Linked DNA regions of Mus musculus: region 1 is linked to region 2. A link is a loop called in an ENCODE intact Hi-C map of the cell type or tissue named here. Cell type or tissue: left cerebral cortex. All regions are shown on one strand. Links, peaks and the distances in the headings refer to the core of each region. The heading gives the core; the rest is flanking DNA.

The links. A loop is a pair of places that touch in the nucleus more often than their neighbours do. Peaks named below come from ENCODE experiments on the same cell type or tissue, not always from the same donor. Only the 100,000 strongest peaks of a DNase experiment are listed, where the experiment ranks them.
Region 1: it touches region 2 in a loop (9-fold over the local background); 6 of 42 quality-filtered maps call a loop at or near these places.

The regions. Positions count from the first base shown.
Region 1 is chr9:99,723,875-99,739,178 of GRCm38, reverse strand. No RefSeq gene overlaps it. Among named protein-coding and RNA genes, the nearest start is that of Gm23949, 19 kb to the left of the region's middle. In left cerebral cortex, for the core only: a CTCF peak has its summit at 8,999 (motif pointing left); a DNase peak (open chromatin) is centred at 9,001.
Region 2 is chr9:100,438,278-100,453,581 of GRCm38, reverse strand. It overlaps Gm28166 (a long non-coding RNA gene), which reads right to left and starts at 3,623. Exons shown (of 3, transcript XR_871066.2): 1 at 3,140-3,623; 2 at 2,115-2,168; 3 at 556-1,921. In left cerebral cortex, for the core only: CTCF peaks have their summits at 6,977 (motif pointing right) and 7,514; a DNase peak (open chromatin) is centred at 7,032; H3K4me3 peaks cover 621 bases.

The DNA.
Region 1 (15,304 bases), core at 4,125-12,124, 720 kb after region 2:
TAAGGCGGAAAGTACAGGGAGACCCCTCTGTACTGGGCCAAATAAGTTCATTTGCTCATTAATGGCTCTGAGGTCATGGAGCAGTCTCCACTTTCCTGACTTTTTCTTAATTACAAAAATTGGAGTATTCCAAGGTGAGGTAGAGGGTTCAATATGGCCTAGTTTTAATTGTTCCTCTACCAGTTGAATCACAGCTTCTAGTTTTTCAGAGGATAGGTGCCATTGAGGAACCCACACTGGGTCCCCTGTTTTCCATGGTATGGGTCGTGCTGCCCCAATGGCCGCTAAGGAAAACCCAGACCCTGTCTGTCTTGGTTTCCATTAGGTGAGATGGGCTCTATCCTTCCCTGTTCTTGATGTCCTAACCCTTTTCCTTCTTTATAACCCATCTTTGCCATGATATTTTTTGCTTTAGTTGAATACCCTCCCGATGGGGCATTTTCATTGGACAAAATAAGGCCCAAATGCTGCATAATATCCCTTCCCCAGAGGTTAACCGGGAGTGGGAGCACATAAGGTATGAATTTCCCTTGCTGTCCTTCAGAGGATTCCCACGTCAAGGCAATGGAGCTTATAGTGGGACATGATTGATAACCTAGGCCCTGTAATGAATGAGATGACTCTGTGGTGGGCCACGCTTTGGGCCACCAATGTGTAGAGATTATACTTTTATCTGCTCCGGTATCAAGGATGCCTTCAAACTCTTTTCCGTTGATCTTAAGGCAGAGCTTAGGTCTATTATTCAAAGATACAACCAAATAGGCAGAATCATTTCCTGAGGAGCCCATTTTCTTTATCTCAGGTCCTGCAAATTTCTCCCTGGTATTATCAGGGAGGAGCAGCAGCTGAGCTATCCTATCTCCTTTACTAATAGAAAAAACGCCCTTAGGGCTTGAGCACAGGACCTGTATTTCAGGGGAATGTTGACAATCCATAACTCCAGGGTGGACTACTAAGCCCTGCAAGGTGAGTGAACCCCGGCCGAGAATAAGGCCCATGGTTCCCAGGGGCAAGGATGGTATAGGCTCCACCGGCACCGGCTGAATACTCATTTGAGGCATTAGTAGGAAGTCGGAGGCGGCACGCAGGTCCACCCTTGTGGGTCTTCCTGGGTCGCCTCTTTGACTGCTTCCTGGGTCCTGACAAACTGGTTCCCATATCTTTGAGGGCCCTGGGACCGAGGGCCCGATGACCCGTTTTTTGGCACATAAGTTGATTGACTATCAGGTGGGGGAAGAATTCTGCCCTTTATATCCCTCACAGAGCGACACTGGTCAGCTCTATGATAACCCTTGCCACACTTAGAGCAAAGAGTGAGAGTCCCTCCCTGTTTATCTGGAGCTCTGCAATCTTTCTTAAAATGCCCAGGCTTTCCGCAATTAAAACATGTCCTCTGATTATTTCTGCCCATGGAGCGGTTCTGAGATTGGAGGATGGCGGCCGCTAAGCCTGCATTGGTGAGAGGTCCCCCAAGCTCTCGACAGACCCTGAGCCAGTCTTGTAAGCCTTTGTTCTTTCTTGGGGCTATGGCCGCTCGGCACTCCTTTGTGGCTTGCTCATAGATTAGCTGTTCTATCAGAGGCGCAGCTTGCTCTGACTCTCCAAAAATACGCTCTGCTGCCTCTGTCATTCTGGTCACAAAATCTGAGAAGGATTCCTGAGGTCCCTGGACAACTTTTGTTAATTGACCAGTGGTTTCACCTGCTCGGGAGAGCGCCTTCCAGGCCCTAATAGCCGTGGAAGAAATCTGGGCATAAGCTCCCCAATGGTAGTTTGTTTGATCAGCAGAATAAGCTCCCTGACCCGTTAACAAGTCAAAAGTCCAATCTCTCTGCTCTGGAGTCAAAGCAGCTGCGTTTGCTCGGGCCTGCGCTTGTGCAGTTTCATGCCAAAGAGCTCTCCATTCCATATATTTGCCCATACTAGGGAGAGCGGCTTTTACAACCGTTTGCCAGTCGGCAGGAGTTAGTGCCATGCCGGCAAGCCTGTCTAACTGCACCAAGGTAAAATTAGCATTGGTTCCGTATTTACGGACCGACTCGGCGAGTTCTTTAATTTGTAAGTATTCTACCGGAGCGTGGACACGCCCACCCTCGGCTCCTTCAAAGACTGGAAATGCCTGTTGTATTTTCCTTTGTTCCTCTCTGGGAATGAATGAGTCTGCGCACTGCCTCTCTGCGCACTGCCTCTCTGCGCATCTCTCTGCGCATTGCCTCTCTGCGCATTGCTGACGCACTACGCAGGGCGGGGGCTCCGCATAGGGCGGACCTTGAAGCCGACTGCCCTGAGGCCAATCAGCAAACTGGCCTTCGCCAGCCGCTTTTGGCTTCCTTAACTGATTAGCTAGCACTTTACCTGGCTGGTACCCTTTTTTCTCATAATGAGCTGCTTCTTCCTCCCAGTCTGTTTCTTCAGAGGAGAATTCTTCATCTGCTTCAGAGCTACTAAGAGCTGGCTCCCCGAGCCCATCCAGCGATGAGCACAGGCTCCTTTTCCTAGAGACCTCCGCTAATTGATCTTTCTTCTTTTCCCTTTTTCCTCTTTTTCTTCTAATCTCTCTCCAGGTATTCCTACCTAACCTTAACTTTTCCTCGGGTTCAAGACCCTTGGAAAGGCCTGTATGCTTATTTTGTGTACCATATTTTCTCTTTGCTCCTACTCTCTCTCCCCGCTTTACTTCTGATAGATTGTCCTGAATTTCATCTAGAATCCGCCCTGCCTTAACCACTTGATAACATGTGAAAAGGAACAAAAGGGCTTCTAACATTAGAAAAAATTCAAGGCCAAATATACCTTGTAAAGCCATTTCCCACTTTACTTCTGATAGACTGTCTTGAATTTCGTTAGAAAGTTCAAGATCAGACTTACCTCGTAAAGCTGTACTCACTGGTACTCTCGTTCCCCAGCTGAAAAGTTCTGAATTCATACAGTTGAATCCTTCTTAACAGTCTGCTTTACGGGAACCTTTATTACCGCGACCCGCAGTTCTGGTTCTGGAATGAGGGATCTTCCTTGCGCCAGTCCCGAGTTTTTTTCTCGTCCCGGGTTTCGGCACCAATTGTTATTAGACGCGTTCTCACGACCGGCCAGGAAAGACGCAACAGACCAGAATCTTCTGCGGCAAAGCTTTATTGCTTACATCTTCAGGAGCCAGAGTGCAAGAAGCAAGAGCGAGAGAAAACGAAACCCCGTCCCTTTTTTAGGAGAGTTATATTTCGCCTAGGACGTGTCACTCCCTGATTGGCTGCAGCCCATCGGCCGAGTTGACGTCACGGGGAAGGCAGAGCACATGGAGTGGAGAACCACCCTCGGCATATGCGCAGATTATTTGTTTACCACTTAGAACACAGCTGTCAGCGCCATCTTGTAACGGCGAATGTGGGCGCGGCTCCCAACATCAGAGAGATGGCCCAGTGGCAGAGCAGCACCACCCACTCTGCACTCTGCATGTGGCAGCTTACAACTATCTGCAGCTCCAAATACAGGAAACCCAAGGCCCTCTTCTATCTTCCATAGGTACAAGGAATGCACATGGTACACAGACGTGCATGCAAGCAAAACACTCATATGCATAAAATAAAATTAAAATTAAATATACAGAAAAATATAGATATATTGTAGCCAGTACATGTATAATTCTGGCTCAAACAGTGGAGGCAGTAAGGTCACCAGTTCAAGGACAGCACAGGCTACATAACAAGACCCTGTCTCAGACCCTAGCAACAGGAGCTTGATAAACTGTCATAGCCCAGCAAGGACCAGGTAAGGCCGCCTCCTATCCTGATCACCTGCAATCTCTCAAGAAATGTATCTCACCAGCAAAGATAGATACCACTGAGGCTGGAGAGATGTCTCAAGGGTTTAGTGTGTGTTGTGTATTTTCTATTACCCCAGCACCTGTGCCAGGTGGCTCACAACTGTGTGTAACTCTAGGTCCAGAAAATCTGAAGCCTCTGGCCCCAGTAGGCCCCTGCACACATGTGCACAGACACACATATGGATATAATTCTAAGAAATAGAAAATACTTTTTTGAAAAGGCTAGACACTCCCTTGGAGAAAAAGAAAATGTATGACAAGCAAATAGAACTAAAGACAAGCAGGTGTAACTATTCTAATATCTGACAAAATAGACTTCAAATCAGAGATAATGACAGCTACACGATACCCTCCTAGAGGACAATCTATCAAGAGGATATCAGAGTTCTGAACATATAAATACAAGTACACCAAGTTTCATAAAATAAATGCTATTTCTCCAAGAAATGAGTCATTGAAACAAAAAAAAAATGATGTAATAAATTATATGGACCTAACAGATACTTAAAGAAGTTTGACCCAGAGGCAGAAGAGATGGCCTACCAATTGCAGAGGACCCAGACTTGGTTCCCAGCACCCCATGATAGGTCACAACCATCAGTAATTCCAGTTCCAAGTGATCTTACACTCTCTGGAGACCCCCATAAATACCAGGAATGCACATGACCCACTTACATACATGCAGGCAAAACATTCAGACACATAAAATAAAAATAAATCATTTTTTAAAAGAAGAAATTTTACCCAAGCACTAAGAAAATACATCCTTCTCAGGAGCACATGGAGTGTTCTCTAACATAGATCACATTTGTAGGAAGGAAAGCAAGCCTTAACAAACATAGTACAATTGAAATAATATCCTGTGTTCTCACTGGTCACAATGAACCAAGGCTAAATATCCACAGCAGTAGGAATGGCACAAGGTACTCATGGAAACTAGACAGCACGAACACACACACACACAATGATAAACAAATCAAGAAATAAAATAATTCCTATAATTGAATGAAAATGAGTATACAATATGCCAAATAAGTGGGAAAAAATAAAAGCAATCTTAGAAGAAAAGCCTATAGAATTCAGTGCCCACATAAAGAATTATTAGATAGGCTGGAGAGGTGGCTCAGTGGATAAGAGCACTGACTGCTCTTCAGGAAGTCCTGAATTCAAATCCCAGCAACACATGGTGGCTCACAACCATCTGTAATGGGATCCAATACCCTCTTCTGATGTGTCTGAAGAGAGCAACAGTATACTCACATTAAATACATATATATATATATATTCGATCTCAAATAAATGACTTATGATGCACTTTAAAACATTCAAAAAACACAAAAGTAGTAGATAGGAAGATGTAATTAAGATAGGAAATTCATAAAATAGAAGTGAAACTTAAAAAAAAACAATATGAAGAATCAATGAAAAATTCCTTGAAAAGATAAACAGGACCAGTAAACCCTTAGCCAATTTCACCAAAAGTAACAAAGATAAAACCCAAGTTAACAAAATTAGAGGTGAAAATGGAGACATAACAAGAGATACCAATGAAATCCAAAAAAAGGCCATGCTTTAAAATGTAAATTCCTCTAAGTTAGAAAATATAAAAGAAATAGATGAATTTCTAGAATCTAGAAGCCTACGACCTACCCAAAATTAGATTAAAATGAGATAGGTAACTTAAACAGACCTATACTAACAACGAGACTAACTCAGTAAAAAGTCTCCCAACCAATTAAAACAGAAGTTTACAGCCAACATCACAATGAGTGGAGAAAATCCTCAAAGTATTCTCACTAAGATCAGGACCAAAGTGAATTCATTCTCGTCACTCATCCAATACGGTGCTCAAAGTCTTGACCACAGCAATATGACAAGAGAAAGCAACAGAAAGGATACAGGTAAGAAGAGAAGAGATTAAAGAGTCCCTTTTTCATATTCCATACAGAAGAAACCCTAAGGACTCCACCAAAAACAACTCTTAAATCTAATAAACATTTTTGGCAAAGTGGCAACATACAAAATTAATATACCATAACTGTAGCTTTTCTAAACACCAAGACAGGCACACTGAAAAAGAAATCAGCAAAGCAATTCCAAAAAGAAAAAGAAAAAAGAAAGAATTCTGAAAATGTGGGTCTCTGTGTTAATCCTATGACAACAGAGCCTTCCCCGAGGAGGGCTGACTGATGCACTAATCTATGGGTATATCAGTAAGTTATTAGGAGTCAATTCAAAATTATGTTTTAGCAATTGTGATTGCGTACACAAGACCCATGCAAGCCAAGCCTGACCTAGTCAATCATAGCACAGAGAGAGACAAGACGGACATAGAGTCTCACCCCTAAACAAAGAGCTATTGGCAATTGATAGCCACTGGGAAGGGGGGTCAGTTTTCTCTAAAAGCATTGCCACTGGCAGATCACCCACATTTAATGAAAGGCCACGTGTCCATGAATGTATGGGAAGCATAAACTCCTGAGTGAAAGGAGAAAAGAGGGTACAAGGTTAGAGAGGGAAGACAGGAGAGAGATGGATGTGGGAGGAGTTGGGGGAGAGCATAGATATGATCAGAACTCATTGTGCAATATTATTACAGCCCTAATAAAAAAAGAATATGGCATTTAAAAAATCTAAAAAGTGATCCAAAATAGTAATTGTAAGAATTAATTTTATGTATAATTTGGGGGTGACTACTTCTGCCAACTCATTTGATATCAATTTTACTTTCAAAAGATACTAAATACAACCTTGTAGTGGATTTGTTATTCTGGTTAAACCTTTACTCAGTAACATGAATACCAAAATCAAAACAGAAAAATAAAAATGTCTACTCAGGTAGGAAGCCATGTTCATCAGCAAGCAAATCAAAAGCTTCAAGTTGGGGGGGGGGGGGGAAGAGGGACAGGACCCCACCTGCTTGTTCCTGAAATGATAAAAATATTGAAAAGTTTTAGCTTTGAAGACAATGAAAATGATCCTTTTAAAATCTCAACTTGTTTTATGTCTGTATCAAATATTCTGCCTCATAGAGTTTATCCTAGGAAAATAATGAAATCAGGAAGTAATTACCGTTCTAAGATACTTGTATCATTTTCACTTAAAATAGAAAATATTGGAGATGTACATACACTAATACAGCATTAATCACATTAAATAAAAATACACTCAAATGTTGAGATAATATTAAGCTTCTTGGAAGTTTGAGGTTGATCTTTAGTAATAAAATCTTAAAACTATACCATGACTTACTAAGTCAAAAAAAGAGAGAGAGAGAGAAAAGAAAGAAAAGGTATGAGATGTATGGCTAACATGTTGAATAGATGTTGTAGTTGACATGCTAAAAACGCAGCCAGGGACTGGGAAGATGGCTTAGTGTATAAAGAGCTGGACCTTCAACATCAGTGTATAAGGCTGAGTCTGGCTGTGTGCCTGCAATCCCAGCAGTGGGTGTTCAGAGAGAGAATAATTCCTGAGGTTTGCTAGACCAGCCAAATCTATGAGCTCTAGGATCAGTAAGAGACAATATCTCCAAAAGTAAGATGGAGACACTAGCATTGACCTCCAGCATCTACATGTACACCCAGAGAAACAGGTACACACACACACACACACACACACACACACACACATGCAATTTTTATTTTTGTCTTTGTTGGCATTCTAATATTTGGACAGAGGGTGTTCATTTCTTTACCAACTAAAAGTGAACACAGCAGCCTCGTGATTTCCTTATTCTCTCGAGCTTACTAGACAGCCCTGTGATCACTTGACGCTACAATTATGACCTCAGTTAAAAAGAGACAGACTCAGCTGGTAAAGGCATTTGTCCCAAGACCTGGATTCAATCCCTGGGACCCACGCAGTGGAAGGAAAGACTGGCCCCATTCAAGTCGTCCGGAGACCTCCACAACTGCAGCATGGGACACACAAAATAAATAAATAATAAACCAGAATGTTCTGTGATGGTATTCAAAATTCCAAATCTGAATGGGCTAATCTGTGGGCCAATTTGACACTTGTCTTTTGTCTTCGTTTCTGATGTTTTGCTGTATAGCTAACCAGTTTCATCCAGAAGACTGCCACTGAAAATGAGCAGGCAGCTCTCCGCTTTACTCTCCCTCACAGGAAATTTGCACCAAGCCCCACCCACCCCCACCCAACCTCCCACCCTGACACACACACCCTTTTGCTCTCTGAACTTGATTCCCTTTCATGAATATAACCAGCTGTCTCACTCCTCAAGGGCAGGATGGAGGCCATGTTTAGCACTCTTCTAACAATGGCCTTTTGCTTAGTCAAATAAGCCAGAATTTGATTAAATTACCATAGATAAAATTCGATCTAAGTCCAAAGACTGGAGGCAGGGCTCCTGGTTATGCGGCCAGCTCTGGTTAATAGGGAGACAGAACGAGATACCCCAACTAGCAGGAAAGAGATAACCGTGGATGGTTGAGAAGTGGAAAGTAAGACCTGCACCAGAAGCAAGAGAGTCAGGCTATCATTTCTGCCTCTGAGGTAGAGGCCAGAGACTTGAAGCCCGCCCTTGGTCGGCCAGTTGCTTTACGCGCATGCGTTCCTCCGTTCAGGTGTCTGTCCATCTCCTTTACGGAACAGCATAAATGAGGCTCAGAGGCATGAATGAAAGCAAGACACTGAACCCAGGATCAGGGATCCAAATCCCCTGTGCCTTCTTCCTTCTTCTATTCTCATGCGCACAGCCTTCCACTCAGGCTCATCGGCAGAACTTGCAAACCCTACTCCAGTACCTTCAGCTAGAACCGATTCCATGCCTAGAGGAGCGGTGAGGTTTGGCGATTCGCACAGGAGGCAATCAGTTACCCCCACCGCCTTTGCAGGGAAGGGGAACTGAAGAGTGGTTTAGTAGCTGGACTCAGGGACCTCACCCTATTACTGTGTCACCTGCTGCCTCCAGGACACAGCTGGGAGGACTAGACCTTGGTGAGCAAACTTTGGGGGGTTTTCCTACCTTCCCATTGGGCTGAAGTGAAAAGCCATGATCAAGATACTACCGATAGAAAGAACCAACAAGCAACAGAGTTCCCCCAGAGTGGCTCAGGCTGGAAAACCCTGGCTAGGTTTGTGGCAAACACAGGCTGTGAGTTTCTGTAACCCTGAGCTGAGCTGCAGCAGGCTTTACTCCGAGCTGCTGGCTCCCTCTCGTGGCGGCTGCCACCACCGGAATGTGCGCCTTCTGGCAGCTTTGAGAGATTGGAGACAAAAGTGAATTGGAATCCCCTAAGGGCTTTTAAAACAAGCTCTGAGCCACAGGCCACTGCACTCCACACAACCTGGAGAGAACTGGATCTGTGTTGTCCAGTGCTGCCACCAGCAGCTAGGAACTGCTATCGACGACTATTCGGCCCTAAAGAAAACTGAAATTAAAAAAAAAATTGCAGGAAAAAAATGGGCTTAAAATATAATATTTTAAACATGACATCACACAATCTAGAAAGAAGTCATGTGTTCTCTAGCATATGCCGAATCGAGTCGAGTGTGTTTGTGTATCTATGTGTGTGTGTGTCCTCTATATGTAATATATGTATGTGTAAAGAAATGTACATATGGGTACAGTATAACATGAGAAAAATAGACCAAGATTTAAAAAAAAAAAGCTAAATATAAAGAAATAAGATAGGACTTAATTGGGGTTGATGAGATGGCTCAGCAGGTAAGAGCACTGACTGCTCTTCTGAAGGTCCTAAATTCAAATCCCAACAACCACATGGTGGCTCACAACCACCCCTAATGAGACGCCCTCTTCTGATGTGTCTGGTGCATCTAAAGACAGCTACAGGGCCGGATTAGGCAGGATTGACTGTAGTGAGCAGAGGTCCTAAATTCAATTCCCAACAACCAGATGAAGGCTCACAACCATTGTATAGCTACAATGTATACTCATATACATAAAATAAATATTTTTTTAAAAGAAAGGGCTTAATTAATGGACACAAGCTTATATCTATAAAGCTAAATGTTTTTCTAGTTCTAATTCTATCACAGATCATATTTGTTTGTTTGTTCTGGTGGTGGTTACATGCACAAATTTAACATGAAACTTCACAGATTTCTTTTTAATGTCAACTAACTATATAAAACTCATTAAATTATGTAGTTTAAGTCTAGTTCATTTTAGTATATGATGTTTTTATTTTCTTTTATTTGTTTTATTTTCAAGGTTTTTTTTAAATATTAAAGCAGGAAAGAATAAACACTCTATTTGAGATGGAAATGCAGAATGTTTACTGGATTTCAAAACCTTAGAACTGGAAAAGAATTTCCGTATGGATTATCTGTTGAAAGGTTTGTTTTTTTTTAAATGGTGGGTTTAATAAATAACATTACTTAATTCTCCTCTTCCTTTTTACTTTTTAAAACACAGCTATTAGAAAACTGAGAGCCACAAATGTAGTTCATAGCTGCAGCTTCAGTCTTATGTAAGGCTGCCATGCTTAACAGATAAAAATACCTGGTGCTCAGTTAAATATGAATTTCCAGTAAACACAAAATTTCTTAGTATATCTAATAAATATTTAAGTATAAATATGTTTAATTCTAAATTTTGGAGTATACTTATAGTAAAGTCCTTATTAGCTGGAATTCAAGTTTTATTAGCCATTCTGTGTTTTTATCTGGCCACCTTCCTATGTCTCAGACAGCACCAATTACACCCTTGCTACTTAGAATGTAGGTTTCACCTGGGAACTTACTTGAAATGCAGGCTCTCCGGCCTTGCCAGGGCTGCTGAACCAGGTTCTGCAAGCTAGCAAACTTCTTAGTCTAAAAGCACTGAGATTGTACAGCTAAGAGGAGGTACAATGGAGAAGATTAGGATTCCCGGCGCTTGGGCAAGACAGACAACCTTAAATCTCAGGCTCTGAACCCACTCACTTCTCATCCCGGAACATAACGGTTGCTCAAGAACCTGAATTATGTATGAACTTATGAATAAGTGACTGGATAAGTAAATTCAAGAACAAATTGAGGGTGGTCGAGAAGAGATATTAGTTTTTTTATTAAACTGTATTTGTTAATGTGATGTATGTGTGTACAGGTGCATACATGCCGTGATCTCCAAACGTGTGGAGGTCAGAGGACATCTTTAGGGAGTCACTTCTCGCCTTCTGGGATAGCGTTCTGTTTTTAGCACGGACTTTGACCCCTCCCCTGCATCAGCTCGCCAGCCTGAGAAACACACTTTGGAGCGGAGCAAATTCTGAACTACATAAACGTCAGCAGAAGAGGAGGAGGCTCAGAGAAAAAAAACGATAAAAAGGTCACTTAAAGTGAATGGAATGTATGAATGCCCTGTTTGTCTGAACTTCATCCTGTCCTCGCAGAGACTTGAGCTCTCAGTGACTTTCCCTCCAGTATCTCTCCTTCTCTTCCGGTTTCCGGTCTGTCACAGTTACAAACGCTAACCACGCCTCCCACTCAATCTCCAAAATTTCCTCCAACTCCATGCTCTTTCTCATGATCCTATTTCTCCTTTGCCCTTTCTTGAGCAAGTTTATGATTAAAACAAAAGTCTCTACTGTAATTTCCCTCCTTTTTTCATTCCTTTCCTCTATGTTCCAGCATCCTTCCTACGTACTAAAAGCATCCTTGAAAAAGGCACCAGTGAACTTACTTGTCAATCAACCCATAAAATAACCCCAGGCCTTCACCTGCTTGGCCTCTAGCAGCAAAAAGTATATTTCACCTCTTCTTTCTCTTTTTCTTCCTCCTCCTCCTCCTCCTCTTCCTCCTCCTCCTCTTATTCTTCCTCTTCTCCCTTCTTCCTCCTTTTTCCTCTTCTTTCTCCTTGTTTTTCCTCTTCTTCCATTTTTTCTTTTTCTTCCTCTTCTTCATCTTCATCCTCTTCCTCTTCCTCCTCCTGTTCTTCCTCCTCCTTCCCCTCCTCTTCTTCCTGTTCCTCTTCCTCCTCCTTCCCTTTTCTCCCCATTCTCTTTCTTCTCTTCCTCCTCCCCCTCTCTTCTCCCTCCTCTTCCCCCTCCTTCTACTCTTCTTCTTTTTCTCCTAGCATCCTTCTTTTACCTTCTGTGACCCTACATACACAGCTTTCTCTACCTCTGTGCTCAACCTCCCTAGTCTTCTTGCTGGTGTTTCTCACTCTGCCTGCCATCTAAGGGTTGATAGTATTCCAAAGACCAGATCTGGGCCCTCTATAGAACTGCCTTTGCACTCTGTTCCTGTGCCATCTCATTACTCTAACCATCATCTTGCCTCTCTCATCAGGTGTCATCCCCGTGCTGAGAACTCAGAAGTCTGTGCCTCCAGATCCCTACAACTAACCATGGAACTCCTCTGCACACCACTCAAGATATCTCAGAGACAGCCTCTGTCCACCCAAGCCCTTCCCTCTCTTTCTATAACCTCCAAAATGGTTCCTCCTCCAGCTGCATTTTTAACATCCATAAATCTGCCACAATCCCCTCAGATACCAATGCTAGATGTTGGGACTCTCTCCTACCCATTTTCTCTCTTGCCCTTCTGTCCTGGTTAGCATCAACTGTCAACTGACACAGAAAAGAATCACCTGAAAAGAGAGTCTAATGGAGCAATCGTTTTTATCAGGTTGGCCAGTGGGCATGTCTGTAAAAGATTGTCTTGATTGTTATCTGATATAGAAGAGCTGATCCCAGTGTGGACCGCACCATTCCCTAGGCAGGTGGTCCTGAACTGTATAAAAGCCTGAGTCAGCAAGGAGCACTTCCCATAGTTTCTGGGGGACTTCTTTGGCCATGAGTCCCTCAGACAATGTTGTATGAAATAATGAAGCCTGGCTCACATCTTGAGCACTAGCTTTCAACTCCTACCCCTCAAGATTTGAGAGTTCAGACTTTCCAGGTTTTTTTTTTTTTTTCAAAAACTCATGCCACACATAAGAAGCAAACTCTGGAAACAACCTAAACGCCCAACAGTGGAAACAGCAGCAAGCAAACCTGATGGTGCTACAGGGCAAAATGTTGAAACAGGCTCCAGAAATGAGTTCTTAAGAAAGGCAATACTTCTAAATATAAAGTTAAAACTTAAAAAGCATGATTAAAAACCACATGTGTCATCTGAGACCAGCTATGTAAAAATGTATGCAATGCTTGGAAGAGAAAATTAGAGGTAAATGAAGACAAATTTTTGGGAGTAGTAACTTCTAAAGGGAGAATTATACATTATTTTCTGTGCTTTTATGATTTAGAAATTTGAAATATATATTTATTTTTATATTCTATGTATTTATTTTTCTTAGATTTTATCTTTACAATAATTTTAGGTTCGTGGTGAAACTGAATGGAAGGAACAGAGATTTCCTAAACACGCCTCATCCCATACCTATCCTATGTAGGACCTTCCACGTTATCTCTGCCCCCCACCAACTAACTGGTGCTTTTCTCACTGATGATGGGCCTACATTGACATAGCATCACCCAGAGTCCACAGGATTCAGGCTTAGCGTTGTGCTTTCTGGAGTTTAGACAAATATTTAGCAGCAGGTGCCTACCACCACAGAAACGACACAAATCAGCTCCATACCCCAAAAGTCCTCTGGGCTCCACCTGGCCATCCTCGTTTGGATATTGGAAAGCACTTTCATTTTTTTCTTTATTTTTCTGTGTTTTATATGACTTTCCTGATAAGGAAAAAATAAATAAATATGTCATTTAAAGTAAGTCTCAGTGGGAGGAAATCAGGTTGGCGTCTTAATTTCTCCCATGACTCCAAAACGCCTTGTGTAAATTTGTAGCTCCCCTGGATAAAAGGACCCCTGACATGATCGTGTAGTTCTCATCTTGAATACTGGGAGATGGCTGGGAGCCAAGCAGGCCTACAGCTAGTCAAACAGAAACCAGGCTTCCCACCTTGTTTGCTCTCGCCTGATTCTGCTGCTGATTCCTGAGAGCAGGAAGCAGTCCTGAACTTCCCGATACTGCCCTTGCTCCGATAAGACATGCGGTGGGCGCTGGTAGGAAAACCAGGACAGAGATGGTCACTATCCCAACTGCTTCTCACACAGGCCTTCTCCTCTCCTCTGCTTGCCATTACTCAGTTAATTTGTTCCCTATGTTAGCTAAAGGTGACTATAGATTTTACACTTAAAATTTTGCTTCATCCCAATTAATCAAAACTGAGAAAGAGAAAAGTCTCTTTCTCAGTTCATGTTCACAAACAATTTGGGGAATGTGATCACTGCCTAAGACCTTTCCCCGGGAGTGTTTAACATACGGAAATCTTCCAAAGAGAGCCAACTGTACACTTTCTTAGCTTATCTTCATGCTTCAGAGTGAAGTGTTAGTCCAAATTCTTAAGGTTTCTCACAGCACCATATTCAGTCAATTTTCTTAACTTTCTTGATGGTACCTTACATACATACATACAGAGAGAGAGAGAGAGGAGTTTGATTTTGTTAAAGTCTAATTTTTTCATTTTCATTTGTAGGTTATACTTTGGGTGTCATACCCAAGCAACTAGCCCCTGCTCCAAGATAAAGATCTGTGTCAATGTTTTCTTCTAAGATGTTTGTAGTTTTAGCTCTTGTGCTTAGTTCTTTGGTCCATTTTGAATTGGTTTTCATGTGTGGTGTGAGGCAGGGATATAACTTTATCCTGTTAAATCCAGATATCCTGCTGACCCCCTACTCATTGAAGGAACTGTGCTTCTTCTCCGCTGGATTGTCTTAGAAAACTCTTTTAAGACTCAGTTGGCCAGAATATGAGGGTTTATTTTTGAATTCTGAGTTCCATTTATTGAATTATGTGTCTATTCTTATATATTTGTATCATGCTGCCTTGATCACTGTAGATCTGGAATATGTTTTAAAATCAGAAACGCTAAGTCCTATCATCTTGTTCTTCTTTCTCATGGACCATCTTAGATTCCATGGGTTTAGAATAAGCTTGTCCATTTTGACGAAGAAGTCACTGGAGAGGCAGAGCCAGGTGGATCTCTCTGTACTTTTGAGGCCAGCTTGGTCTACATAGGGAGTTCCAAGCAAGCCAGGTCTATGTAGTGAAAAAGAGAGAGAGTGGAGGACAGAGGGAGGACGGAGGAAGAAGGAGGAGAAAGCAGAGAAGGGGAAAGGCTGAAGTTAACCTTTCAATAGAGTATATTGGATCCAATTGGGAAATGTTACCATCTTAATACATTAAATCTTCCAATAAGTGGAAGATATTTTCACTTATTTTTATCTTTTTAAAGTTAATTTCGATGGCTTTTGTACTTTAAAGAGTTTAAAGAATAAAAGTGACCTGGGGCATGGTGTATGGCTCGGGTATACAGAGTACTGCTGCTCTTCCACAGGACCCAAGCCTCACATACGCAAAAATAAAAAATAATAAATAAAGACAAATCTTTTTTAAAGTAAGAGGTTTTGAACTTACACTATGAAATTTGTTCCAAGATATTTTTTTTTCTTTTTTGTTCTGTGTGTATGTTTGAATGTGTGTCCGTATATGAATGTATGCGTGTGTG
Region 2 (15,304 bases), core at 3,470-11,469:
TCCTAGAGAATGCTGAGTCGGGACTTTGGGGGCTCCGTAATTGATTTCAGGGGACAATTTGGGATTCTCTAGGAACAGTGCGCAGCCAGAATGCCACTGTGATTACAAATACTGTCATCTTGCTGGGCAGTGGTGGCGCACGCCTTTAATCCCAACACCTTGGGGGGGGGGGGCAAAGACAGGTGGATTTCTGAGTTTGAGGCCAGCCTGGTCTACAGAGTGAGTTCCAGGACAGCCAAGGCTATACAGAGAAACCCTGTCTCAAAAACAAAACAAAACAAAACAAACAAACAAACAAACAAACACTGTCATCTCAGGCCAGGTGTCCTGGCCCGCGTCTTTAACCCTGTCTGGAAAACAAAACAAAACAAAAACAAAACAAAATAAAACAAAACCAACCAACCGAACAAAAAGAAATAACTGTCATCACTCACAAGAACACACAAGATCAGAAACTGTAGCATTGTGAAGCTTTCACTTTTCAAGGGTTGATCTCAACTTGCTGTGACTCCCCCCTCTTTTTGTTCTCTTGTATTCATTCCCATTTGGGAAAACAACAACAACCACCAAACACCCCCGCACCCATTAAAACCCCTGCAGATTCTACCCTGTGCTAAAGGCTCAAAGTAAATGTCTGCCCAGTGAACAAAAATGCCAGGCGCTCATGGAGGTTCACACGAAGGAGTGAAATCCTTAGGAAAAAGGAGTCAGTGTCACGAGGGTCCTGCAGCCAGAGCTGAGATGACATGTCAGTGAGTGCTCGGTACACTTGAAAGTCAGGAGTCTAAGAGGGTACACAAATAGACACTGTCTGTACCGAGCTGCTGAAGAGAAGGAGGGAAGAGCTACCGATCATGTTGGCATCACGAGGCCAACACCCCCTGACTCTAGACAAAACAGAAGAGGAAGCACTCAAGGAGAACACAAGTGGACTGACTTTGCAACAGAAATATGTGGCTGGGCTGTAGCCCAATGGTTGTGTGTGGGTGTACGTGAGGCCCTTGGTTTGATCCTTGGAACACTGAGATCTCTTTGATCAGGGCTGTAAAACTGATGCGTGGAACCTGAGTTTGATGGGCCCTGGCTTCTGGCTCCTGGCTCCAGGCCAGGCTTCTCTATTTGTTTCTGCACACAGCTCTTAAGTTCACAGCTAAGCCGCTGTTGAAAAATAAAATTGTTTGGAATCTGTGTCTCATTTTCCCAACATTGATTCAAAGCAAAGATACTTTCTGAGTAACAGCACAAATCTCATAATAAACCCAAAGGTGACAAGTGAGTGTCATAAGTTCCAAGAATATTTAAGTGTTCAGCTTTAGTCATGGTGTGTGCTTGTACACACACACACACACACACACACACACACACACACACACACACACACTGTGAAGAGCTCTGAAAACTTTCAAACTTGGATTTTTTTGTTGTTGTTGTTGAGGAGATGGCTCAGTGGGTGGAGCAGTTGTTACACAAGTGTGTGGAGTGGACCGGGGATCTCCAGAACTCCTGTACACGCTGCGTGATGGTGGTGACAAGCCTGCAGTTCCATCTCCCAGAAGGCAGGGACAGCAGATGGTCAAGCTAGATGGTCAGCTAGACTAGCTGCATAGGTGAGCTTTGGGTTCAACTAGGAGATTCTACCTCAGTAAATAAAGTGGGGAGTGCAGGCTTAGAGTCTTCAAAATCTACTTTAATAAGGGTTCTTAAATGCTTCAACCACCCTTCTAGTCCACCAACCAAAGGCAGGGGAGAAAAGATGGTAAATAGGACGAGGGGATGTGGGCCTGTTTAGAAGTAGTTCTTTGGGCCAGTTCTCATCTTCATTTGCCAGGAGACCAGGAGTCCACTTCAGTAGTGTCAGGATACCGAACAGGAATCAACAGTGGTTGTGCGATCCAGCAGAAACAGCCAGGTCTCTGCAGAACTGCATGAGTCAGCGGAAGCTACTAGAACCAGCTGGGACCCCAGGAGAAGTTCTCTGCTGTGCCTCTCTCAATGAAGTGAAGATGAGCAAAGACGCCAGACCAACAAATCTAGCTGTGCTAGCATTCTATCACTATCCATTGAGTCCTACTTGTACTCTCTCCAAATATTACCTGTCCTTCCATGGGTCTTACCTCAGCAAAACACCACGTGAGTCTGCATCGCATGACACAGCCAGGGACTTCCACCTCGGGGGAGTGATCAAGGAAGACACATATCATCACCCTTGTGCCTCTTTAGGTATATGTGCACACACACCTGCACGAGCACACAACCCACCTGCAAATCTGCAAATGCACACACACACACACACACACACACACACACACACACACACACACACACACACACCTGAATAAATAAAATAACCAGATTTCTTTAAACACAACCGCAATCCTAAATGTGCACAAGACATTGGTAACTATTTATGGAAATGGTGGAAAATCTTCTGAATGACCCGTAGGAAGGTGAACTTTGATGATCTCTGCTAGAAGAGGACTCCCTGTCTTTCTGTGACCTCTTATGATAACGACTACAGAGTCAGCACAAGAAGTGACCGAAAGGCACTCGGGGCAGTTAGGCCGATGACATACACATTTTACCAAGTAGCACATGGCGTTAGGATTTACTTTACATTTTCAAACTTAATATTCACTTTTGGTCCTAATTGTGCAATCAAGAGTTTGAATTTTTTTTTCTAAGCCAGTGCCAATTTGCTTAAGCCTCCGGTCTGAGCAGGCCCTGGGTGGCCTAGCACAGCACTGTTTCCTTCTCTGTCTGTGTGGCCTCTGATTGCCTTGACCCATTTCCTCCCTGGGTGCGTTGGTTCTTTCTTCTTTCTCCACAGCTCCAGAGGCCCTCCACTGACCCAGCCTAGCTCAGCTCCTGAGCTTTGTAGCCATCTTAGCTCTGGGAACCAACATCTAGATCTTGGGTCCCCGATTTAGATTCTGCCAGAAGAGAATCTGCTTGAGCCAACACTTGGGTACCCATCCGGGGTTAGGTAATTTGGCTCAGAAGACAGAGCCCCGCCCTGCAACCAGTGCAATGGGACCTGGTCCACAGGGCGAGTGGAATCACCAAGGTTCCTTTCTCCGGGAACACTGCGATCCTTTGCGTCCAGGGAAAGGCTGTTTTAAGGGGAATGCTCTACACTCACCTCACTGCAGACCCTGAGTGCTGCTGTTGCTCTCTCTTGGGGCTTCCCTGAGGCAGGCAGGAGGCTGGGGATGAGGGACTGGACAACCGGGTCAGGTAAAGCCCCAGATTACAGCAGCAGGGCTTTCCCAGAATGCAGCTGGAAAATGCAGCAATAGGACCGTGGAATAGAGGTGTGGCCTGAGGGAGTGAGAATCCTGATGGCTTCCACCATGCAGGCCAGAGGGTTCTTCTCTTAACTGGTCTTTGATGCTCGGTGGTCACCATTCTTGATACATGGCTGAAGAAGAGAACCGACTTCCACAACTTGTCTTCTGATCTCTACAAGTGTGCTGTGGTGCGCGCGCGCGCACGCACACACTCATATAACATGGGTAATTTTGGTGATTTTGCATACATCTAAATGTCAAAACTTTCATTTAAAACTGATGCTGTACAATATAACGACGGACAGTAATATCTGTACTGATAATTTTCATTGGTTCCCTTCCCCCCATTCAGAACATCTTTACTTAAAGAGGAGAAACCCAGAAAGAGGCCACAAGAGAAATGAAAGAGCTTGTCTATCTGCCTATAGTGACATCCCCCCCCCCCCAATCCTCTAAAAGCTCCACATACTGTGTGTGTGCTTGATCCTGCCTGAGGTTGAAGTATTAGTCAACGAAGGAGATGGCGGCTGGGGGCCTGGAGGAAGGAATGATGAACTTCTTTGGGGTTGCATTGGTTTTGAGGTGCTGGGCTCGAAAGACAGGAGAAGTAAAGGTTCTGGTCTGTGGCGGGAATCATTGTTAGGGCCGTGCTAGTGGTGGGAACAGAGTCTCACTGCCTAGAGCTTGAGAAGGCTGGAGTGGAGGTGAGTGGAGGGTGGGGCTTGCTCCTCCCAAAGTAGGCACAGGAAGGAAAGAAGATGAGCGAGAAAGTTAGCTGGATGGAGTAGCCAGTCAGCCGGGGAAGTGCTAAAGTGGACAGTCTCCAGCCTCATACGGAGCGCTTGAAGATGGTGAATGTGGTGCCTACTATAAAAATAAATAAATAAATAAATAAATAAATAAATAAATAATAAGAGAAAGAAAGAAAGAGAGAGAGAAAGAAAGAGAGAGAGAATGAGAGAAAGAGAATGAGAGAATGATAGAAAGAAGCAAAAGACATGGAGAAGAGGTAGGAAGAACAACGCTCTGGGCTATGCACAGAAAAGGCTGCGCCTGTTTTGGGACAGATGTCGAAGACCTGGCTAGCTAGTTCCTCGTTCTATGACTGAGGACACATCCCTGCGTCCTTTCTTGTACTCAGCTCCTGCCCTAGAGGACAAAGGAGACAGGGCAAGCTGCCCTGAGGGGTCCTCCTGCTCTGATTCTGCAGGTGGGGGTCTCTTTCCTTCCATGCTGCAGGCAGGCCTTGCTCCATCCCCTACTGTCCCAGGCTTATCATCTGATCCAGAACAGCATGTGCGTCACCCCTAGGGTGGAGCAGCTCAGCACCCTGGAGAGTTGTTACCGCAGAGACAGTGGAGCTGAGGCAGTGAGGTGTTCTATTTAGGCTTAGTCTCCTGGAATCTGAGTTCTGGTTGAGCTATTTGAAAGTGTTGTGGCCTTGGGAAAGTCACTTAACTCCCCTGACTTCAACTGTTCATCCGCAAAATAGAGCTAACAGTATCTCCCACATCAGAATGACAGAGGCGAATGAGGAAACAGACGAAGTGGCCTGAGGGCAGCCACTACTCAATGACCCCAGCTGGCCTAAGCGTTTGCAGATTGGCCAGCTGTTCTGACTTCAATCAGGGTGACACGTGGCTCCTCTGACAATTAATGAAGTTCCTGAGGTAGTGCCCAGACCACCTTCTTGCTCCTATAATTTTTCGTTTCATTTTATTTTACATGTTCAGGTGTTTTGCCTGCATATATGTCTGTGTACCACGTGCGTGCATGGTGCCTGAGGAGGCCAGAAGAGAGCCTCGGATTCCCCGGAACTGCAGTTACAGATGCTTGCGAGTCACCATGTGATGTTGCAGATGCTCGTGAGTCACAGGACCCAGGTTCACCACTAATTGAACCTGGATCCTCCGGAGGAACAGCCAGGGACTTAACCACTGAGCCATCTTTACAGCCCCACTCCTTTCCCATAGATTCTGTAGGCTTCGGGCTTGGGCTGACCAGCTAAGCAGGCTGGACGGACAATGTGCTCACAGGAGAGGGAGCTTGTGAGCTGTACCCTTGGCACAGGGGCTTCCGAGCCCGTTGGAGGGCAGACGAGACCTCAGTGCTCGCACCTGCGGTTTGTATCTAGTCTCTCAGGCATCAGGCCCAGAGCACTGAGGTTTTTCAGGCTATTGAACGAGTCTTCCCTGCATCAACTGCCTGGAAAGAAGCAGCCGGGACAGGAAGGAATGGATTTCTGCTAAAGTCACACAACCATGAAGTCCTCCCATCACCCAGGGAAAACCATGCCATCCCAAAATGGGTTTGTCTACTCTGTCTGAGAAAGGACTGTAGTCATCCTACTGAGACTAAGATGTGAGCACACACCAAGTCTCCTCGGCAGCAGACTCCAAACTGAGAGGAGTGACAGCCTCGGCTTGGCTCCCCTCTCTCTTCCTCCCCTCCCCACCTCTTCCCACTTCTCACAGGAAACCACATTCTTTGTACTAAGAATGAATAAAGAGCGGGGGAGACAGCTCTATCAGCACGCACGAGGGTCTGCGTTTGATCCCTAGAACCCATGTGCACACATGGAATCCCCATGTTGGGGAGGTGGAGACAAGTAGAGGCCTGGCAGCCTCGTCTGCTTGGTGAATTCCATGCCAGCCAGGGACTCTGTCTCAATAAAAGGGTGGATAACTCCTGAGGAATGACACAAAAGTGCATGTACTCTAACACATGCGTGTGCGCACCCACCAGGCAAGCTGGTGGAGGACGGAGTCACGAAATAGCAAAAGCTCTCTTTTGTGGACTTGAATCTTGTTGCATGGAATGTGTTATGTTAGGTATATACATTTATTTATACAGCATGCCAGGATCTGCTATCCTAAATATTGCTGCAATGACATTCCCTCTGTCTCTGTCTTTCTCTCTTCTCTTCTCTTCTCTTCTCTTCTCTTCTCTTCTCTTCTCTTCTCTTCTCTTCTCTTCTCTTCTCTTCTCTTCTCTCCCTTCTCCTCCCCCTTTCCTCCCTCCCCATCTTTCTTTGTTTCTTTTTCTCTCTTTCTTCTTCTTCTGTAGCTCAGGCTAACTTTGAAATGGTGTTCCTGGCACCTCAGCTTCTCCAAGTGCTGGGATTACAGCTGTGCACCACCATGTCTGGCCTGCATTGTCTCTCTCTCTCTCTCTCTCTCTCTCTCTCTCTCTCTCTCTCTCTCTCTCTCTCTCTCTCTTAAAATTTGATATGGGGTCTTTATTTATAGTCCAGGCTTGCCTGACACTCATGACAGTCCTCCTGCTTCAGCCTTCCAAGGCTGGGATTACAGATGTGTGTCTCTATGCTTGGCTTGCAAAGGCCTTTACACAGTCATGTATGTGTGGAATGAGAGCATGTGTGTTGTCTCATTGGGTCTCATTTGCCTCTCCAGTCTGTCCCTCTGTTTTCTTTTCTTTGTGACCCAGCTTTTTTTTCCTGACATGGATGGCTAGGACTTCAATTCTCCTTCGATATCTCCTTCCCTTTTCCAAGTTAAAATATTTAACCATGATGTTATGGTTCATAGATCCTCAAAGAAATAGTGAAAGCAAAATTTTTTTCTTCCCTCTGTCCTCCTTTTGAATATTTGTAAATTACCTGTATTAGCAATATTTGGCTTTTTCCAAAGCAGCTTTGGAGGGTGCGCCAGAGCCAGCTGTCATTCCAGCGGTTGCCACTAGGTGTCAATAGAGGCCGTGGTAGTCGGTTCAGGACCATCGGTTGATTTGGTTGGGTCCCTGCGGATTTTCTGAGTCCTCTCCTGTAAAATAACAAATGTCCGTGGTGCAGAGCACTTTCCTCAGGAAGTACTCTAGGGAGCCCGGGAGTTTGCATACGAAGGCGAGGAGCACGAGGCTCCTACTAATGATATTCCATGCCGACCGCAGTCGCTCCTAGGCAGGGCCTGGCTCTCCTAGCTTTGATGTATGAGATTATTACTGAGTAGTATGGTGGCCAAGCGATGCTCTGTGGGCAGGCTGAGGACGCGAGTCCTGCGTGGGCTGCAGAAATGTCGCTGCAGAGCACGGACCCGGTGGAGGAACCGAATGTACAGCCTGGACCCGGGCAGGACTGGAGGGCGGACACTCTCAGTGTGTGCTCAGCGCCACCTTCCTGGACGCCAACGCCAACGCCAACGCCAACGCGGGTGAATGTTGGCTGCGCCCTCCAGGGGTTGCAATGGGGGTTGTCACTGCAACTTATAAACAGACTCCAGGCATCTTTCATCTTCTTAAAAAAAGTTCTGGCCAAATTCCTCCACTCTCCACTCAGGGCTGCAATGCTTTGCTTCTAAAATTTTCCTCTTACATTAGGATGGCATCACCAGCTTGGGTCTGTCCGTAGCTATTTTCTCCTAATTAAAACATTCCCTCCTGGAGGGAATGAGAAGCAAAAGACTTAGAAAGCTGGCCAAATTTACAAGAGTGAGGGAGCCCAGAAAATAAGATCCACAAGGTCCCAGCTCAAGGTTGTAAGTTTCAGTAAACAGTTGCCAGGAGAACCAGAGAGCTTCCTTGAGGCTGTCTGTAAGCTGTGCAGAGAACTAGCGTGGTTGCAGCCTTTGTGAGCTGCTGCCCATACTCGGTGGGCTTTCCCATAATGTAGCTGCTTTGGAGTTCTACCTGCCCTTCTAAGAGACTCCTCCCTGTGCTCCTGCGAGGAACCCTGATAAACTCTCTGGTCCACCAAGTTGGACTTCACTCGAATCATTATTTTGGTTTTCCATCTGTTTCTGGGGTGAATAGACATTTATATTATGGTTCCTCAGGAAAAACTCACACGATGCAATGTGTGTACGTGTGTGCGTGTGTGTGTGGGGGGGGTAGAGAGAGACAGAGAGACAGAGAAACAGTGACTGAGAGGCAGAGAGGAGAGGAGAGGAGAGGAGAGGAGAGGAGAGGAGAGGAGAGGAGAGGAGAGGAGAGGAGAGGAGAGGAGAGGAGAGGAGAGAGTGATATGCTTGCCTATTCTACTCCTTGGGTTTTGATGTTGGGTACCTTACCTTGTTTATTGTTCATTGCTGCTACAATCTACAACAGGAAGGGGAAAGGAACTAAAAATTAAAAACACTTAGGTAGAAGAGTCCTTTCTCTTAGATATGTAGTAAATGCAGGCACCATGGCGTCATGTGCAGCATCATTTAACTCTAGTTGAGGACAAGGCAGAGCATTTTGGATCGGGAACAAACTGGGATGTGGGCACATCTGATAAGCCATTTTGTGCTCTCTCTCTCTCTCTCTCTCTCTCTCTCTCTCTCTCTCTCTCTCTGTCAAGTAGAAGGCACCATAAATATGACAGGGGTTGGGAGCAATAAGAGGAAGGGCTTAGTGAGAGCTAGGAATGCGTGATATGGGCTCACAGGGATTTGGGTAGCCTGACTGGAACTTGGGAAAATGAGCAAGACTGTTCAAGTATTCAGTCCTGTCCAAGACTGATGAGACATGACCTCTGCCTTCTTCTTGTAGGGATTAAAGTGTAGAAGTGGATCACATGCTGACCACCAGGATCAAAGCCTGCAGACGCCAGATAGGGAAAGACCAAAGAGGATGGAGCAGGACCCAGAGTGTCTCCACTGTGAATCCTTGCCTTCACACCTGTTTGAAAGTGAAGCTACGAGGCAGACAGTAAGCTGAAAGCCTGCCATCTTTGATTGAGGCTTTGGTTGCTGTTTGGACTCACATCTCCAGTCTTGAGTGCCACTCAGGGACTCAGGCTGGCTCCTGACTTTGTCCCTTTCAAGTATCACACTTCTGCTCAGCGTGGAGACTGGTCAGTCCCCTTGTCATGTATCAGAGCTCAGCTATAGCTGAGTGTGGTCTTTAACCAGGGCCTTGGCTGCCAATCTGAGGGGGAGACTCTGGAGTGTGTGGAGAGGAAAGACTAGTGTCATTTTGACACACTCTTGTGAATGCTGTATATAAGCAACCAAAGCCCAGAGAAAGGCTGTGAACTTCCCCCTGCACCTTCAGCTTAGACTGTCTGAGCCTGACCTGGTTGCCCGATGAGTTCAACCTTGTTTGTCGTCTTGGTTCAAATCTCCATGTTCCTGGGCCCATCAAAATGGGGGTGGGGTGACCACCTCCAAAATAATTCCCCGTGACTCTGAGCTTCCTGGAGAGGTAGAAATACTCAGATGAGTATTCCCTAAAAGTGTGGTTTGGGGCTTCCTCTGCTGCATGGAGCAAATGTTGGGTTGGACTGCCTTAGTTTCTCAACATGCAGGGGTTCCTGGATATTAAAGAAAATATGGCTCAGAGGAGATAGGAACATCAGCTTCAATTTACCACTCCCTCAGCTGAAAGAGCTTGAAACCAAATTTTCCTCCATCCTCCTCCTTCATCTCTTCCCCCCTCTTCTTCATGCATTTTAAACAGTGATGATAGGCTGACCCATAACTCTCATCCTTAGCTAGTTCGTTTAGTTCAAGCATTGTACCGACAGGTACCCCTGAGGTACCTAGAGGTAGTCACTCTAAGCTGTGGGAAACCCCATTCTAAAACCCCCACATATTTGAGCAATGCAGTTTTGATGTTTTTGTTTTAAACATTGGGGAAAATATGTGGTATGGGTTGAAAGTGCAGCAAGCTTCCACCCCCCTCCCAACCCTGCCCAATAAATAACGAATGAAATTCTTATGGTCTCACTTTTTTTTTTTTTTGCCACAAGTACAACACACACCGATAAAAAAGATATACGCTGAGTGTAGCCGTGATAATAGCCTTGGCAAAGGTAGGCTGAAGCACATTAACAACGACGTATCTGTGGGAGCCGCACCTTATGTAAGATGCATTTTCCTCTAGAGCCAAGTAGCAAAGAATTCACCTACACAGCTAGAAAGGGGCCGGTGGGCTCACTCGAGATCCAGTGCCGGCCCGATGGCAGGGAACTTGTCACTTACACAATTGACACAACAAGGGCTGCCTTCCATGTGGCACAACAGAACCTGGCATGTAAACTGGACCTGATACTCAGTGGTCACCTATGGGACTGGCTGCGCTAGTGTCACCTATGGGACCCAAGATAATTGCACTGACATCTTTGTTTAATCTGGGGAGAAGAGCACTCTGTGTTGGTTTCCACTGACAAGCCTGGATGGATACACGCATTGCACGCTGAGACACGCGCTTAGGGTTAGCTATTCAAAATATCCTTTATAAAACCACACTTCTCTCCCTTCCCCACAGCTGCCCCCTAAAGACTTATAGATCTAAATAACGATAGGAAACGGGGTGAAGATGTTAGGATGACACCCAGTTTGACCCTCACTGGTGGCCAGAGGCTCACTGGGCTGCATAAGCCAAGAGAGCATTCAGGGCCACCTGGAACGTCCATCTGTGCAGGTATTTGTAAGTGATGTGCCAGTGCTGTGACTTTGTTCTAGTCCCTTCACCTGATCGTAACTTCCTCTTGCTCACTCCTGCACCCAGTGGGCCAGCTGTAGCCTGGCTGTTCTCTCTGTCTTCCATGGCTCACTCCTGCACCCAGTGGGCCAGCTCTAGCCTGGCTGTTCTCTCTGTCTTCCATGGCTCACTCCTGCACCCAGTGGGCCAGCTGTAGCCTGGCTGTTCTCTCTGTCTTCCATGGCTCACTCCTGCACCCAGTGGGCCAGCTGTAGCCTGGCTGTTCTCTCTGTCTTCCATGGCTCACTCCTGCACCCAGTGGGCCAGCTCTAGCCTGGCTGTTCTCTCTGTCTTCCATGGCTCACTCCTGCACCCAGTGGGCCAGCTGTAGCCTGGCTGTTCTCTCTGTCTTCCATGCCTGTAAACCATTCAGTGATGCCGATGGAGACTCTTCCCCAGCATCCTGGGCAGCTCAGCCTTTCTATGACGTTCTCTGCGGAGCCTAGTCGGTCTAGTAAGAGTCCTGCCAAAGTTCTAGCCCAGGTCTCTACTGTTTCTCGTCTCTGCTTCTTATCCCAGGCCTCTGCCTCTTCAGGAGAATAGTAGTGCATTTGAGTCTAATCTCAGCCATATTCCTTAGAATTTTAACTACGTTTGCCTCCTCATGGCCACGGTGGTCATCCCATCCAAATATTAACCAGGCTTCATCCTGCTTAGCTTCAGGCTGGGGTGTGATCATGTGGTATGGCTAAAGTTCAGGGGCTTTTTACCTCTGATTTTCTACTTCATAGACCCTTGTCATTCTTTCTCTTCCTCTGGCCTGAGGACCCTCAGTTTACAGAACTTTCCTCATCTTCCATAGTTGACTTATCCAAACAGTGATCATCATCTCTACCTTTAAGGATATTTTGAATAGCTAACCCTAAGCGTGTGTCTCAGCTTGCAATGCATGTATCCATGCAGTATTATACCATTTATTTATTTTTTTTAAACATTTTTTATTTTATTTTATTTTTTTTATTAGGTATTTTCCTCGTTTACATTTTCAATGCTGTCCCAAAAGTCCGCTATACCCACCCCCCAATCCCCTACCCACCCACTCCCCCTTTTTGGCCCTGGGGTTCCCCTGTACTGGGGCATATACAGTTTGCAAGTCCAATGGGCCTCTCTTTGCAGTGATGGTCGACTAGGCCATCTTTTGATACATATGCAGCTAGAGTCAAGAGCTCCGGGGTATTGGTTAGTTCATAATGTTGTTCCACCTATAAGGTTGCAGTTCCCTTTAGCTCCTTGGGTAATTTCTCTAGCTCCTCCATTGGGGGCCGTGTGATCCATCCAATAGCTGACTGTGATCATCCACTTCTGTGTTTGCTAGGCCCCGGCATAGTCTCACAAGAGACAGCTATATCTGGGTCCTTTCAGCAAAATCTTGCTAGTGTATGCAATGTATACCATTTATTTATTTGTATGCTTACATGTGTGTGTGTACAAGCATGAGGGTATGCATGTTACAGAACATGCATGGAACTCAGAGAACAGCTTATGGGGATTGGCTCTCTCCCTCCAATTTGTGGGTTCTAGGGATGAAACTCAGTCCGTCAGGTTTGGTGACAGGCACCTTTACCCGGTGAGCCATCTCAGTGGCCCTGTCAAACAGACTAACCACACAAGCAACAACAAAAAACAGCCAATAAAGCAAGTGGAGGGTGAGGAGACCTGTAACAATACCTTCTTCAAAATAAGAGTGACAAGAAATGATGATAAGGCTGGGTCTGATAGCACACACCTTTAATCTCAGCACTCAGGAGGCAGAGGCTGGCAGATCTCTTTGAGTTCCAAGCCAGCCTGGGGAGTAAGTGTGAGGCTGGCCAGGGCTGCAGAGTGAGACCTAATCTTAAAGAAAGAAAAGAAAATGAATGCTAATGAGGAATGTCAGCTGGATTTGGTCCCCACATGTTCCTCAAGGCAGAGTCATGGGACTTGTTCACGAACCACTCATAATGGCGGTCGGTGTCTGCTCACCTCATTCATTAGTGTGTCTGGCTTGCCGTGCCGACCTTGCAGCTGCTCACTGTAGATGCTGGGTGAATGAAGCTGTTCACACACCACGTTCTGGACAAGGGGATCTAAAGTTGTCCAGATTTCTGTCTGACAATTTTTAGCTCTCAGAATACAGGGAAAGAAGAGGTTTTTGTTTGTTTGTTTTAAAGATGGCTACTTGCTACTTACTAATGAAGGGAGACAGATCTTGAGCAAGTCTTGAATTATGTCATAATGAAAACATACAATAGTAGACGATTAGATAATTGTTCCTTACTCATTTTTTTCTTTCTTTCAATCCGGAGTTGAACTTAGGGCCTCACACATGCGGGGCCAATGAGTCACCACTGAGTTATGTCATCAGTCCTCTTACTAAAAATGTTTTTAAAGAATGAGAACTATACTATCGGGGTGATATGTCCCTCCCTGAATGAAGGCCCCACCCGGAATCTTCCAGGTGACCATCAGAGACTCCTTTGTCCTATAAAGAGATTCAACACAGAGGCTTACATCTTGGATGGTGGAAAACAGACTGCCTCTGCCTGTGACTCATGTTGGCAAAAAGAGAAGAGGAACTGAGTTTCAGAGTCCCTGCAAGTAGCAGGGGAGGGATCTTGCCGGCAACACACTCTCTGTGTTCCCTGTGTGCTGGAGGCTCTCCAGCTGGCCACAGCCTGGCTTTTCAAGAGGCAATTAGGATGCGAAGCCTGGTTGCAAGCTTGTTCGTGCACAGAGCTCTGCTCACCTCTGTCCCTTCGACCCTGCCTGGGCCCATTCTTGAGTGTGAAAGTTCTGATTGTTATCTCCGTTACAGAATCCCATTCTTTGTCTGTTCTCCTCTGCCTTCACCCTCAGTTTCTTTGAATGTCCTTTCATGGGACGACTTGATCTGCTCCCACAGAAATGCAATTATCAGAAATCAACCTCTCTCACCCATTTCCGCCCTAAGCAGCTTTTGCCCACTGGTGAATTTCACATTGTACTGAGAAAGTCAGCAACTAATACTAATAATAATAAAATATGTTTGTATTTTTAGATGACTTTTTCCACCGGGGACTCCCTGGCGAGAGCAGGGCGCTGGGCAGAATGACGGGGTGTATGAGCCGGAAATAGAGAGCCAGAAGAGGCCTGGCCAGCTGAAGGCTTTTCTTGACAGCTAATTTCCATTTTTTGGTATCAAGGGGTCTGTGCCAGTAATTGGCATGCAGATTGTGTCTGATGGGCCTGTTATACAGAATAAAGGAATCTGCTAGTTAGAATAAGCCAACCCCAGGCTGATGGATGGGGCATAAGGAGGTCATTGCGAAAGAGAAATTGTGTGTGTGTGTCCCTGTGCGTGCGTGTGTTTCACAAGAACCCATGCCCCTCCTCCCCCTCTTTATCCAGCCAACTCTAATCTTTCATATTGCACTGAGACAAATGTCACTCCATTTCTTCCCCTCTCTCTGTTTTTCCTTGAAGGGATATTTGATAGAACCTACTCTAGGTTTTTTAATAAAGTATGGGGGCAAAGGAGAAATTAAAGCGGTGTCATGGTTTGTTAACAGCTCAGGATCATCCAAGGATGGGCCCAGGCTACAAATTATACTCTGGAATTAATTGGTAAGAGATAGTTCTCCTGTCCATCACTCTTAATCCGGCAGCTGTGGGATACCAACAGGAAAACGTGCGTGGACGTCGGAGTCCTCTTGGCTTTGTCTAAGTCAGTGCACTGGTCAGTCGGTTGTTCCCTTCATGATGTAGGCACGTGCTGTTGGCTGTTTCTGTTTAGGTGAACTAACTGGTGCTGGGGCTCCTTCTAAGGAGGATGTTCCGGGAAGGAGGATGTTCCGGGATGCTGTGGGCCACAGGAGTAATTAGCTAGACTTCCAGGGGAATAGAAGCTAAAAGAGAAGCTAGCTTTCTTTTTTCACAGCTCTGAAAATCAAAACCACAAGATCAACTGTGGTTGATACAATATCTGTGTTTTGAACAGACTACTGTGTCTGGGCTAAATGTCCAAGAATTACCTTATTTATTTATTTATTTATTTATTTACTTACTTACTTACTTACTTACTTACTTACTTATTTTCTCCGTGTAGCTCTGGGTGTCCTAAAACTCTCTGTATTAAGCAGACTAGCCTCAAACTCAGAGACCTACCTGCTTCTGCCTCTTGAGTGTTGGGATTAAAGGTGTATACACACCACTGTCCAATTAAGAATTATTTAAGGACTGGAGAGATGGCTCAGTGGTTAAAAGCACTGACTGCTCTTCCAGAGGTCCTGAGTTCAATTCCCAGCAACCACATAGTGGCTCATAACCATCTGTAATGGGATCTGATACCCTCTTCTGGTGTGTCTGAAGATAGCTACAGTGTACTCACATACATAAAATAAGTAAATAAATCTTTAAAAAAAAGGAATTACTTTTAAAAGAGGCAGAATCAGGTAGTTTCTGCCTACTTGCCTATGGTTCCCTTTCTCACACAGTAGCAGATAAAATTAACTCATTCTTGGCTGTGAGCTGTGCCTGAACATTGTTCTCCACTGCATGGGGACAGCTTGGGGGCGCTTTGTGCTGTCCCCCCATACCAAGCTTTCCTGCAGAGCCTACAGACCTGCCTCTGCATGCGA